Linked DNA regions of Homo sapiens: region 1 is linked to region 2. The links are chromatin contacts, found by Hi-C or POLR2A ChIA-PET in ENCODE. All regions are on one chromosome and are shown on one strand. Each heading gives the region's core, a stretch centred on a gene start or an enhancer-like site at or near the end of the contact. The rest is flanking DNA. Distances are from core to core; before and after follow the strand shown.

Region 1 (6,641 bases), core at 206-2,705, 89 kb after region 2:
AGAAAAAGAGGAGAAAGGAACACAGGTCCTCACCGAGGGTGAGCCTGGGGTGTCTACAGAAAGAACTCAGATGGGCACTTCCCAGGGGTTGTTGTGAGGGACCAGCACGGACAGGTGCCCTTGAGGGAGGTCAGGTGGCTTCACATCTACTGACCACTATGCCCCTCCCCTCCAGAGACCCTGATGGAGCCTGTGTGAGGGCGGGGAGGAAGACGACCGCTCTTGCTTTATTTTCCCACTCCAGGAGTGGGCATTTGTGTGTGGTCTGATGAATTCATGAGGAGGGCTAGGGAGGACTACTAGAAGCTACCCAATAGGGAGCAGCAGGGCTTCCCCATGAGCTCTGCGAGGGCAGGGTCTACCTATGTAATGTGTCCGGGTACGCCACCGAACCCAACCAAAAGCAAGGCACTGCAGCGGAATTGCGCGTTTCCGGTCCCAGGGCCTCCAGCGCCCTCTCAGCTCTCCTCCATGGTGGCATCCGGGACAGGAGACATTCCAGGAGCACATGACTAGCCTCCTACAGGCCTGTCCCCACTGACTCGGAGGCAACCCGGGGCCTCCTGAGGCAACATGGGGAGGCTCCGGCCCCAACTTTGCTGATGACAAAGTTCCGTGAGCCTCGGGTTCCTCAGCTGTAAGCTGGGAAACTGTGTTCCATTCTGTGAATTTATGTGAATGCACAGGAGAGCTCTGTGCACACAAGTGGGTGTTGCCATTAGCCTGGAAAGCAGGGGCCTGCCTGTCCAGTTCAGCTTTGTGAACCCAGTGTGTGGCACACAGTAGGTGCTCAGTAAAGCTTTTCTCAATAAACTGACAATGAAAAAGGAGCATTCTGAGAAACATTAATTATGGTCATTCCATCAGCCCGCAGACAGGGAGGCCCAGAGGCCTGGTGGAAATGGCATGAGGCCAGCAGACCCGTGTGGAGGGACCTGGGGCAAGGCTCAACAACTTGGGCCTTAGTTTTCTCATGTGTCCAATAAAAGGGTTGGACAAGGTGAGCTTTTGGGTTCCTTCCTGGCTCTGAGGTCCTGAGGATTTGCTGTGGGGGTGACCATATGCCCACCCCCATCTGGGTCTATAATGATCATGGAACCACGCTCCTGGCCCTGCCCTCCTCCCCGCAGGCTTTCCTTCTTCGTCTTGGCACTTTCATTTGCAGGAGTTTAAATGCTGCTTTGGTCTTCTTTCATACATTTGTGTCCTTCCCCCAACCCATTTTGAGAGTTCCCTGTGGGCAGTGCTGTCTCCTCAATCCACCTTATCGCCAAGACTGTCTTCCTCCTGACATCGCACATCCTCCCTCTCCCCCTCATCAGTTTGGGACAAGCCCCATCTTCACGAGGGTCTCTCCCCTGGATCCCACCTAAGGCTGTGGCTGCCCCGTCCCCTGGGGGAAGAGGGCAGAGTGACATGTCTGCTGACAGACTGATGGCCCATGCTCCAAGGGGAGCAGGCCAGCAGCCGCAAAGGTGCAGTCTGTGCCAGGTGGGCCTTGCCAGCCAGAGCTATTTTTAGAAGCCATGTTTGCAGAGTTTGTGTTAATAGTGTCTCTGTCCAAGCTCTGGCTCCCAGGTCTTAGGGAGGGGGAGAGCCTTAGAGAAATCCTCCCTCCCGCCTTGTTCTCCTCCTCACAGGTGGCTGGGATCAGTGGGGGACTCCTATCCAGGTCGAAGCCCTCCCAGCCAGCCATCTGCAGACACAGGGCAAATAGGGGCTGGGGGGCTAGCTCGAGGGAGGAAGAGAGGCACAGAGCTGAGGCTACCAGAGAACCAGTCTCAGAAGGGAGGCAGGACCCCCAGCCACAGGACACTCCATCGGTGCCATGTCACTGGATGGACACTGTCAGCCGCCTTATCAGTCACCTCCTTAGGCAGTGAGCCTGGGCCCCCATCGGGCTTCTGTATTTCTCTGACCATGCCCACTCTCATCCCAAGACCTCCAGCCAGGCCTTGACTGAGCTCTGATCTGGAGGCACCAGAGGAAATACTCCCCAGTGCACCTTCCTGGGCCTGTTTATGAAGGGAGGGACCTGGTAGCTGAGAGGGGGGCAAGCTGATACAGTCTCGTCCTCAGGGCTCTGAGTCAGACAGAAAGGGCCAATGCCTTGAGTGCACCATTACCACTGTGATGGGTATGAAGAAGTGATGGGTGCTGGGAGGGTATAACTTGCTCTGAGCTGAGAACTGAAGGATGAGTGGGAATCTCAGTGAAAAGTGAGTGAAAGACAGAACCACAGGGTGGGTGCAAGTGCAAAGGCCACTAAGATTTGGTGATTCAATGACTATAGAAGCCAGGAGATTCTTCCAAACATGGGGGCTCCCAAGGAAGAAGCTCCTATCTTTTCTTGGTTCCCACCCATCCACAGAGACCTACTCCTCTGCCAGCACTGGCAATACTCGGACCCCACCCCCAATGCCCAGTGCAGCCCAGAAAAGGCTTTCCTTTCAGGGCAGTGCCACTCCCGCACACTGAGGGACCCTAATGGCCCAAGCTGGAAGGAAGCTCAGAGGGCCCCCACTGGTTCAGTCTAAGGCTCCGCTTCAGTACCCCGGCGATGGGAGTTCACTCTCAAAGCGCAGCTTGATAGGCAGTGAGCGGGCTCTGAGCAGGAACATTCTCCCCGATACACCCACCTCCTGTGACCCAGCTGCCCCGAACCCTGCTCTCCCTCTGCTGGACTTTAGGCCTTGCTCTTTCCTTTAAACCCGTGAGACCTTGGGCAAGGTGTTCAACCTCCCTGGGCCTCATCTGTAAAATGGGGATATTAATAGAGCCGGGAGGATGACATAAAACCAAGTGGGAGAAGCCTCGGTCCAGGCCCTGGAATACAGTAAGCGCCCAATAAGCGTTCATTCCTAGTGACACCGCTATCATCCTGTGAGAGAAAGGGAAGCTGAGGCCCTAGTGGGCAGGGCTTTGCCCAGGGTGGCCCTGGGTAGCGAGCGCGGCCGGGCGGGCGCCGTGGCCTCAGGGGCCCTCCCCGGGCTGGGCACCCCCACGCCGCCCGGGCACTGCTCGCGGCCGCGCTTTACAAGCGAAAACAAACACGGCCACAAGCAGCCCCTGTGCGACGCGGCCCCGCGCCCGCCAGCGCCGCCGCCGCCCGGTCAAAGCCGGCTTTGTGCCCGTCCCGCCGCCCCCGCGGCCCAGGCGATTTTAATTAGCGTCTGGGTCTGCGCCGGGAGATGGGAATCAAAGCCCCCGTTCTTCCAGCGCCCCCACCGCGGCCCCCACCGCGGCCCCCGCCTCTCGGATCCCCGCGGCTCCGCGCACCCCTGCTGGCAACCGCGGGAAGTGGAGCCCTCCAGGGGCAGCTGTTTGGAGTTCGAATCTCGCCTTTTACAGCAGAGGAACCTGGGGCAAGTTACTGACGCTCTGAGCCTCCGTTTCCCCATTATTAATAGCGCTAGCCGGAGCCAGCCCTTAGAGTATTGCTGGGAGGTTTACATAAGAAACAAAAGGTCAGCAGGTATTCTAGTCCTGGGGCAAGGGACAGAAAGCCTTTCTGGGGGCAGGGGGCTGCGTCTTAGGTGAGGTTGAGGAGGGGTCCCCCGGTACACAGGAAAAGGCAGCCCAGGCAGAGGCAACGGGGGAGTAAAACTCAGGTGCGTTGCCTTCTCTGGAGCTGGACCCGGGAACCCGGGCAGGGGAGGCCGACTTCCACCTGTGTGACGGGGAGCCACGGGAGGGGTTTGAGCTGGGCCGTGAGAAAGCCAGCTTTGCTTTTTGGAAAGTTCACTTGGGCTGCTGTGTAAAGGAGGGGTTGAAGGGCTGAGGCTGGAGGCAGTGACTTGATGAGGCCTGAGTTGGGCTGAGGCACCCCCAGAGGAAGGGGCAGGAGGAGGCCCTCACAGGTAAGGCTGCATCATGGGCAGCGTTCTCCCACTGAGGTTGGGATCCTTACACCCTTGAGGGTTTCTTGAAGGATACTCTGGCCCTGAGTCACCAGGGTGCTTGTTTAAAAAGGCCAGTTGATGGCCCCACCTCACATCTGCTGAATCGGAACCCTTGGGCTTGGGGCCTTGGAATCCACAGCCTCATGCTGATTCTGTTACATGAATGAGGATGAATGAGCCATAAACTAGGAAAAGTATAATCGCTGGTCCCCATACTCCCAGCACCAGGACTGAAGTGAGACATTTGTTCCCATCACTGGGCCTTGTTACCCTCACAGGCCCGCATGTCTCCCAATGGGCCTCAGTTTCCTCACTCATAAAATGGTCATGACCTCACATCAACCCTTCCTCCTAGGGATATGGGAAAATCACAGGTGCCCTTGAGTGGGAAATGCCATCAGAGGCAGGAAGACCCCTAAACAGTCCTGTCTTCCACACACTGCATTCACCCTCTTAAAGGCATTTTTGTGCATGACTGCTGCTGCTCAGCACCCTTTGAGAGCTCCCTGTGGGCAGAGGAGTGGGGTCACTGGAGTGTGGCTCCCCACTGTCTTCAGAATAAAGCTCTGACCCCTCAGCCTCGTGTTCCAAATTGGGACCTGGCTACATCTCCAGTCTCCTTTCTCAGTGCCCCCAAAACTACCCTCCACCCCTGTTCAATCCCAAACACCTGTGCTTTCCTGCAGCTTTGACTTTGCTTAACCTGTCCCCTCCTTGGAAATATACTTTCTCCCCTCCCTCTCCCCCATTTTCAAATAGCTATATGTTGTTATTTCTCTATGACTGTGCCCCACCCTGCCCCAGTAGGGGTGCTCTTTGTCTCCTGTGAACTCCTTCCGTACTCTCTAGTCCTCTGCTAAAGCACTGACTGCCTTCTACACTGGTTAAGATCTTGGGTTTTTGATGTGAAGACAATCTGGCTGTGACATCTGTCACCTCAATGATCACAGGGTTGATTTGGCCGGTCTGGCTGGCTAGGCGGGTGTCCCCTTCCTCCCTCACCACTCCAGTGCATCCCTCCTGAAGCTGCATGCTTGGTCAAAGAGGATGACCTTCCTGATACAGGAGGACCATCCCTCTGTCAAGGGTATATGAGGAGCTATGCTCCCCTACTAGAACCTCCAAACAAGCTCTAAAGATCTTGGGTCTTGGAGATTTATAAATCTAGTTTGTGGCCCTGACTCCAGTACTGTGTGACCTTGAAAAAGTTCCTTAACCTCTCTGAGCTTCCATTTCCTCCTTGTATTTTCAAGGAAATTTGGGGACATAAGGAAGGGAAAGTATTTGGAGCAGTGTCTGGGCAGTGCAGAGTAACAGATAAGAGTGCAGGCTCCTTCTTGAAAGGGGAAATGGGTGAAAAAAAAAAAAAGGAGTGCAGGCTCTGAACTACAGTGCATGGGTTTGAAACCACACTCCGCGTTCACTCACTGGCAGTATGATCTTGGGTAGCATTACTAAACTCTTCTTTGCCTCAGTTTCCTCAACTGTACAATTTGGATAATAATAGTGTGGCAGACAGACCCTAGTATGGCACCCATAATGTTCACACCCTGTATTATCCCCAGTTTTTGAGTGTGAACAAGACCTGTGATTTGCTTCTGACCGCTGGAACACGGCAAAGGTGAAGAGATTTTGCAGATGTAATTAGGGTTCCAAATTATTACATTCTGAGTTACTCAAAAGGGAGATTATGCTGAGTGGGCCTGATTTAGTCAGGGAAAATTCCTTAAAAGAGGAACTGTACCCTCCCTGGAGTCAGAGACTCTGAGTTCTGATTTTGAAGAAGTAAGCTGTTGTGCTACAAGAAGGCCTAGGAGAAGGCCACGTGGCAAGACTGTGGGTCACCTCTAGGAACTGAAAGTGGACCCTGGCTGACAGCCAGCAAGAATACCAGGGCTTCAATCCTGCAACTGCAAGGAGGTGAATTTTTCCAGCTTAAGGGAACTTGGGAGTGGATCTTTCCCCAGTCAAGCTTCTGATGAGACTGCAGCTCTAACTGATGCCTGGATTGTAGGCTGGTGAGACCCTGAAGCAGAGAACTGTCTGTTCCCAGGCTTCTGACCTACAGAAGCTGTGAGACAATAAATATGCTAAATTTGTGGTAATTTGTTACTCAGCATACAAAATTAATACAGTGTCCACCTTATAGGGTTCTAATGAAGATTAAATGGGGTCACGGAGGTAATCAAAGCCTTGGCCTAGTGCCTGGCTCATGGGAGATGCTCAGTAATTGGTAGTAATTAGCTGCCAATGCTATTATGTTTAGGATGTAGCACTTTACAAAGTTATGTTTTTAATCATCAGCTTATTAGCACGTTTGAACAAATGATAGGTTTTGCAGGCAGGAAACCTACATCTGAAACATAGCAAAATTGCTATTAGACCTTTACCTTGCTGGGCCTGTGTCTGTTAGAATGCATTAGGCTGCAAGTACAGAACACCTGACTAACAGTGGCTGTCTTAGGTTGGGATTCTTAGAAACAGAAGTTGAGATGAGAAGATGAGTTGAAAGTGATGTCTTAGGAAGTGTTTCCAAGACAAACCAGTAGTAGGGGTGTGGAGAAGTGGGAAGGGAAGAAGGCAAGGCAAGGGTGTGATTCAGGCCAAGTCCCGCAGAGGGGAGCTTGACTCAGACTTGCAGAGGAGCTCCGGAGATCGTGCAATCACTCCTCAGAGTCATCCACATCAGCACAAGGGAGCTGGAGGATTGGCACCTCCATACTCATCTGTCTGAGCTAA
Region 2 (6,625 bases), core at 3,881-6,380:
TATGTTTATTGTGTCTGTATGATGGAAATAATGGTGTGATACTGTGCATCTCTTCCTAACTCTGCATTCTATGGCATCAATATCTGTAGCTTGAATTCTGCTATGTGGAGTATTTATACCACAGAAGTGCAACCACTTCAAATCAGGGCTTTTTTTATTTAGCAAGTTGGTTATTACACATTTATCTGTACATCGCTGGATATTATTATCTCTCTTCTTTTAAGATGATAAAAGAAGTTAAATGATTTGCCTAAAGCCACACTGCTAGTAAGTGGTAAAGCTGGAATTCAGGCCCAGATGTTTGTTTGTTTGTTTGTTTGCTTTCTTGCTTCTCACAAGAAACATTGTTTCCAAAGCCCATATGCTTTTCATTCAATTACGCTCCAAATTGGAAAAGGAAAAATCAAACTGGATAGGCCTTAGACACAGAAACAGAAAAGCTATCTCTTCTCTTCCCCCTCCAGCTCTCCTGCCCTTAACCCAACCCCCAGCCTACCCAATCCTGTGCAGAGCTGTAGTCATTCCTTTCTAGTCCCATTATCCCAACCCAGACTTGGAGATACCTTTCATTATTTATCTTGATTTGATAATCCAATTACTGCCTTGCTTTGCACCACTTTTGCCCATTATCCCTTCTTCCCAGAATCTCCTTTCTATTGTCCAAGGTTAAGATTAAACCCATTCTTTCTAATACCTCTACCTATTTTCTATTTTCCTAGTTTGAAAAGACTTGACACTGTAGTTAAGATTCCTCAAATAATTTCCTTAAACTTTTGATTCACGCAAACATCCATATAGAAAACTATACATATCAAAAGTATATACCTCAAATCATTTTCACAAACTCAACACACCATGCAACCAGCACCAAGATCAAGAATATTACCTTCATCTCAAAAGCCTCCTCATACTCCCTTCCAGTTTCTACCCTCCCAAGGGTAACCACTAATCCAGCTAAGTCATTCAACCCTAATATTGGCAGGTCCATTGGGTTGGGCTGGGCACTCTAAACAGTGTGGTTGATATAGGAGTTAAGAAGAAATCACTTAGGCAGATAGTAAGGGTATAGAAGTCCATGGTAAGGCTTTTCTTTTTCATGAAAAGCAGCCCCAAATCATTTTCTAACAAAGACCAGCCTGTAAAGTTGAGCTTCAGACATAGACAAGCAAGCTGGGAGCTTGCACGGGTGAATGTGGGCAGGAACTAGGGACTAGACATGTTCAAGATGGCGACTCCATCATCCCTTCTCTGCCAGCCACATGTACAGTAAGGAGCAGACAAGATGGTGCCAGCCAAGGAGAGTTCATTTGCATCATAAGATCAGGGTGGGGATACCAGCCTTCACCCCTGGGCTATGTAAATGTCACACCTGATCGAAACAATCTGTGAGCCCTACATAAATCAGACACCGCCTCCTCAAGCTGGACTATAAAGTCCAGCGCATCTGCCACCATGATCACTAGGAGACCCCTCTCTCTATATATAAAGAGAACTGTTTCTCTTTCTCTTCTGCCTATTAAACCTCCGCTCCTAAACTCTTCGTGTGTGTTAGTGTCCTAAATTTTCCTGGTGCCAGACTACCAACCCCAGGGTATATAGCCCAGACAATGTAGCCACCTCATTGTCATCTGCTCCATTTGGCATAGGGATAAGTATCAAGACTCTTCCCTAGCTAATTATCTTGACTTACTTCCCACTCCTGTGGAGCACTGACAAGAGGCCTGAGTTCTGATCCCACAGCAACCACCTAATAATCCTGGAAAAATCTATTTCTCTCTGAGCCGCAACAATCCAGTCTCTAAAATATGGACAATGGCCAGGCACAGTGGGTCACACCTGTAATCCCAGCAGTTTGGGAGGCCGAAGTGGGCGGATCACTTGAGGTCAGAAATTTAAGACCAGCCTGACCAACAAGGCGAAACCCCCTCTCTACTAAAAATACAGTTGGGTGTGGTGGTGCATACCTGTGATCCCAGCTACTCAGGAGGTGGAGGCATGAGAATCGCATGAACCTGGGAGGCAGAGGTTGCAGTGAGTGGAGATCATGCCACTGCACTCCACCCTGGGCGACAGATCAAGACTCCATCTCAAAAAATAAAACAAAATAAATAAACAGGCTGGGCACGGTGGCTCACACCTATAATCCCAGCACTTTGGGAGGCTGAGGTGGGCGGATTGCCTGAGGTCGGGAGTTCGAGGCCAGCCTGACCAACATGGAGAAACCCTGTCTCTACTAAAAATACAAAATTAGCTGGGCATGGTGGTGCATGCCTGTAATCCCAGCTACTCGAGAAGCTGAGGCAGGAGAATCGCTTGAACCCGGGAGGCAGAGGTTGCAGTGAGCAGAGATTGCGCCATTGCACTCCAGCCTGGGCAACAGGAGCAAAACTCCGTCTCAAAATAAATAAATAAATAATAAAATAAAATATGGACAATATAATACATTTGCAGCATTGCTATGAGGACTAAATGAAATATTGCTCTTAAAGTACCTGGTATAGTAGGTCTGGTATATAATAACGTAATAGTCAACGATCATAGATTTTATTGTGTGCAGGTACTGCATGAGAGTTTTATGTATATTATCTCATTTGTAACTGGCCAAATAGAATTATTTGATTTTCTCATCTGCTTCCAGTCTTTCACGTCTCAGTCAAGGGCATCACCATTTACCTAAAGATTTATGTTCCATATCTAGGTATTTTCCTTGATTCCTGTTTTTTCCACACTCCACTCGTGTAATTCATCAGCAGGTTTTGCCGACTCTAAAACAAAACTCAAGTCACTCAGTTCTCTCAATTTCCACTACCACTACTCTATTTTAAAAAATGTATTGGTTTGGCGTTGTGGCTTACGCCTGTAATCCCAGCACTTTGGGAGGCCAAGGCAGGTGGATCACCTGAGGTCAGGAGTTCGAGACCAGCCTGGCCAACATGGCGAAACCCCCTCTCTACTAGAACTACAACAAAATTAGCCGGGTGTGGTGGCGCATGCCAGTAATCCCAGCAACTTGGGAGGCAGAGGCAGGAGAATCACTTGAACCCGGGAGGCAGAGGTTACAGTGAGCCGAGATCGCGCCATTGCACTCCAACCTGGGGAACAAGAGCAAAACTCTGTCTCAAAAAAAAAAAAAATTATTATTTTTTGAGACAGGGTCTCACTCTGTCACCCAGGCTGTATGCAGTGGCATGATCAAGTGCTCACTGCAACCTCTACCTCCTGGGCTCAATCCATCCTCCCACTTCAGAACTGGGACCACAGACCACAGACCACAGGCTCGTGCCACCATGGCTTTTTTTTTTTTTTTTTTTAGTAGGGACGGAGTTTCAGTATGTTGCTCAGGCTGGTCTCGAACTCCTGGGGCTCAAGTGATCCACTTGCCTTGGCCTCCCAAAGTGCTGGGATTATAGGTGTGAGCTACTGTGCCTGGCACTGCTACCCTATTTTATTTTATTTATTTATTTTGAGGGGGGTCTCACTCTGTTTCCCAGGCTGGAGTGCAGTGGCACCATCTCAGCTCACCGCAACCTCGGTCTCCCAGGTTCAAGTGATTCTGCTGCCTCAGCCTCCCGAGTAGCTGGGATTACAGGCGTGTACCACCACACCTGGTTAATTTTTGTATTTTTAGTAGAGACGGGGTTTCGCCATGTTTGCCAGGCTGGTCTCGAACTCCTGACCTCAGGTGATCTGCCTGCCTCGGCCTCCCAAAGTGTGGGATTACAGGTGTGAGCCACTGCGCCGAGCCATTTTATTTTATTTTTAGACGGAGTCTCTCTCTGTTTCCCAAGCTGAAGTGCAGTGGCATGATCTCGGCTCACTGCAACCTCCACCTCCTGGATTCAAGACATTCTCATGCCTCAGCCCTGGGAGTAACTGGGACTATAGGCACGTGCCACCACGCCCGGCTAATTTTTATATTTTTAGTAGAGACAGGGTTTCACCATGTGGGCCTGGCAGGCCTCGAACTCCTGACCTCAGGTGATTCATCCCCCTAGGCCTCCCAAAGTGCTGGGATTACAGGCGTTAGCCACCGCGCCCGGTCTGCTACCCTATTTTAAACCACCACTATCTTTCACTTAAAAATCTCAGAATGTAAGTTACATGTGAACAGGCTCGGTTTATTATTGCTCATAGCTGCAGCCCCAGCACCTCAACACTCAGAATAGTATCTGGCCTTTCTCAGGATTTTGCTATGCTTTGAATGAATGCATGTCGCGACAAGCCTTTGAAGTAGGTACTGTTATTATTCCCATTTTATAGATAAGGAAATAGGCTCCTAGTGGCTAAAGAATTACCTAAGTTTACACAACAAACAGCAAAACCAGGATTCAAACCCAGTAAGTCTGACTCTAGAGCCCACTCTCTTACGCACTACACCTGCGATACTGAACTGCACCGGCTTATGCTGAAGTCAATTATTAAAGATTTTTGCGGGGGTGATACTAGGAGAAATTTGAGTTGAAATTCCCCAACCTGATAACTTTTCTCCAAGTTTTCCTGAGAACACAGCTCAAGCGCCTCTTCACAGTCTCCTAGGCACAACGATTTGGTTTCTCCCAAGTCTCTCTCATCCGCCTCTTCTCCTAACAATCCAGAGATAATGAACTCTTTTCCAGCAAATTCTCCTGCTTCTATCCGAAACACTCAGCCTCTCCTCAACCCCTCTGGAAAAACCTTCCCTAATTTCTCAACTCTGAGGGATTATAACAGGCAGTACTTTTCCCCAGTTGGCAGCACTACTAAAATTACTTGTTTTCAATAGTCTCCCCTTTATCCTGGCTTTCCCGGGTTTCATCACGCGCAGCCAACCTCGGTAGGGAAATATTATACCCAATGACATCTGTTGAGAGACCATATTCACTAATGTTTATTACAGTATAATAATAATTGTTCTATTTTATCGTTAGTTATTTTTGTTAATCTCTTACTGTGCCTAATTTATAAATTAAACTTTATCATAGGTACGTAGGTATAGGAAAAAACCAGCCAGGAGGCCCCGCACTTCGGTGTTTTCTACTAGCTCTGCCTACCTCCGTCTGCGCCGTCTCCCTGACTAGTTTGACCCTTCGAGGGCCGCCGTAGTGCGTCGCCTCCGTTGCCGGGGAAACGACCCGGGACCTGGGAGGGAGCAAAGACGTTTCCCGCCGGCGGGAGCTGTGGCTGTGATTGAGAGAGGGGTTAGAGGCGGGTCCCAGCGCTGCCGCACCATGGCGGACCAGCTTTATCTGGAAAATATAGACGAGTTCGTCACGGACCAAAACAAGATCGTGAGCAGCTACTACTGGGGAACGCGGGCGTGCGACCGGGGTCCTGGGCCCGGCTAGGGCGGCGGGAGCCTTGACCCTCTGTCTGCTTGTGGCTTCGTGGGGACCAGGGGAGACAGGTCCCCACGAGGGGACCTGGGCGAGCTCTGTGCCCCAGAGCGAGCGAGGACTCGTCGGGAAGGTCCTCCAGCACACACGGAAGTCCGCGTCCCTTGGGTGGGCGTGCTGGGAACAGAGCCTGGGGCTGGAGCCGCGGAGACCGGGCGCGGAGGGAGGGCCGTTGGCTGAGAGTTCTAAGGCGTCCCTACACCTTTCTTTTAAGGTGGTTGGCGTTTAAAGTTTTAAGTTTACAGTTGAGGAAATCGTGTCTTAACTGTGTTAAGTTACAAGTTGCGTAACCTCCAGATACTGTTTCCTCTTCCTGGAAATTTAAGCATTGATAGAGGTTTGATCCGCTTCACACGGGTGAGGAAAAGATCGAGCGAATTGATGGATGTGAGTGCACTTTGCAAACCGTGATGATTGAGTGCCTGCTGTGTGCCAAGGCACTTTAATCTTTACAGTGACCTCCCCGCACCCCATCCCAGGTCGGTGGTGGTATCCCGAGATGAGGAAATTGAAGCTGAGGGGCCAAATAACTTGTTTATTTGCGTTTGGTAAGGGATAGGCAGTTTTTCAACCTAGGTCTGTCCTCTTACTAATGCTTTCTTCTACATCACACTGCCTTTGCCTAACCTGTGCAAGTCTTCTAACTATTGGAAGCTTGACATTTGGAATTGGAAGAGACTTTGAGAGAAGAGAGTGCAGGCATCCTGGGTCTAGGAGGGATGAAGGCTTGATGCTGGTAGTTCCCAATCTAATCTCTTATAAAAATATTTACCCACTTTTTTCGTTTCCTGACCCCTGCACCACCTGTGCCCTTTAATGTTTGCATGGGTGCAACTTTCTTTAGAAGTTTCTGAGACATCACACTTCAAAGTCATCTAGCTTCTGAATGAGTTTTAGGATGGCTTTGGCTGGTGGCCCCCAAAAAAAACATCATGAGGAAAGGGCCTGAGTAAAACAAGGAATGTGAGGAAAATGAGAGTTTTTTCTGTTAGGTATGTTCAGCTTGTCTTTTTAGATTACTTTTCATTAGTTCATGAAACAAACTTCTTAGCATTTTTAAGATAAATAGGTCCTGCCTACCCAGATAGATAGTTCTTGGGAAAACTGCAGTGGCATTTATTGTAATTTGTAAGGCATAATCATCTAAGAATAGGAATCTTTAGCAACAGACCTTCGGGACTGATGTGCACTCTGGAGTCATCTAATAAAACATTTGAAAAATTTTTTCTTGTTACAGGTGACATACAAATGGC

Evidence for each region. A loop is a pair of places that touch in the nucleus more often than their neighbours do. ChIA-PET counts read pairs that join two places held with the same protein, here RNA polymerase II (POLR2A). Pooled maps may share reads with other maps.
Region 1: a loop to region 2 is called in a map of dorsolateral prefrontal cortex, with 2.6 times the contacts of the local background. The contact joins the enhancer-like site here to the promoter of POLD3 in region 2. A Hi-C loop is called at or near these places in 1 of 168 maps with a recorded cell type or tissue (dorsolateral prefrontal cortex) and 5 of 50 pooled maps. POLR2A ChIA-PET finds 5 or more read pairs at or near these places in 3 of 52 experiments (AG04450, MCF 10A and WTC11).

The regions. Positions count from the first base shown.
Region 1 is chr11:74,680,421-74,687,061 of GRCh38, forward strand. It overlaps the pseudogene RN7SKP297. Among named protein-coding and RNA genes, the nearest start is that of MIR4696, 37 kb to the right of the region's middle. Within about 2 kb of position 1,456, at least 14 of the 41 ENCODE cell types and tissues checked have a DNase peak (open chromatin) inside an H3K27ac peak, as active enhancers do; they include dorsolateral prefrontal cortex, where a contact is called at or near this core.
Region 2 is chr11:74,587,452-74,594,076 of GRCh38, forward strand. It overlaps POLD3 (DNA polymerase delta 3, accessory subunit), which reads left to right and starts at 5,131. Exons shown (of 12, transcript NM_006591.3): 1 at 5,131-5,267; 2 at 6,610-6,625. The coding sequence starts at 5,208. RefSeq lists an enhancer at 4,793-5,426.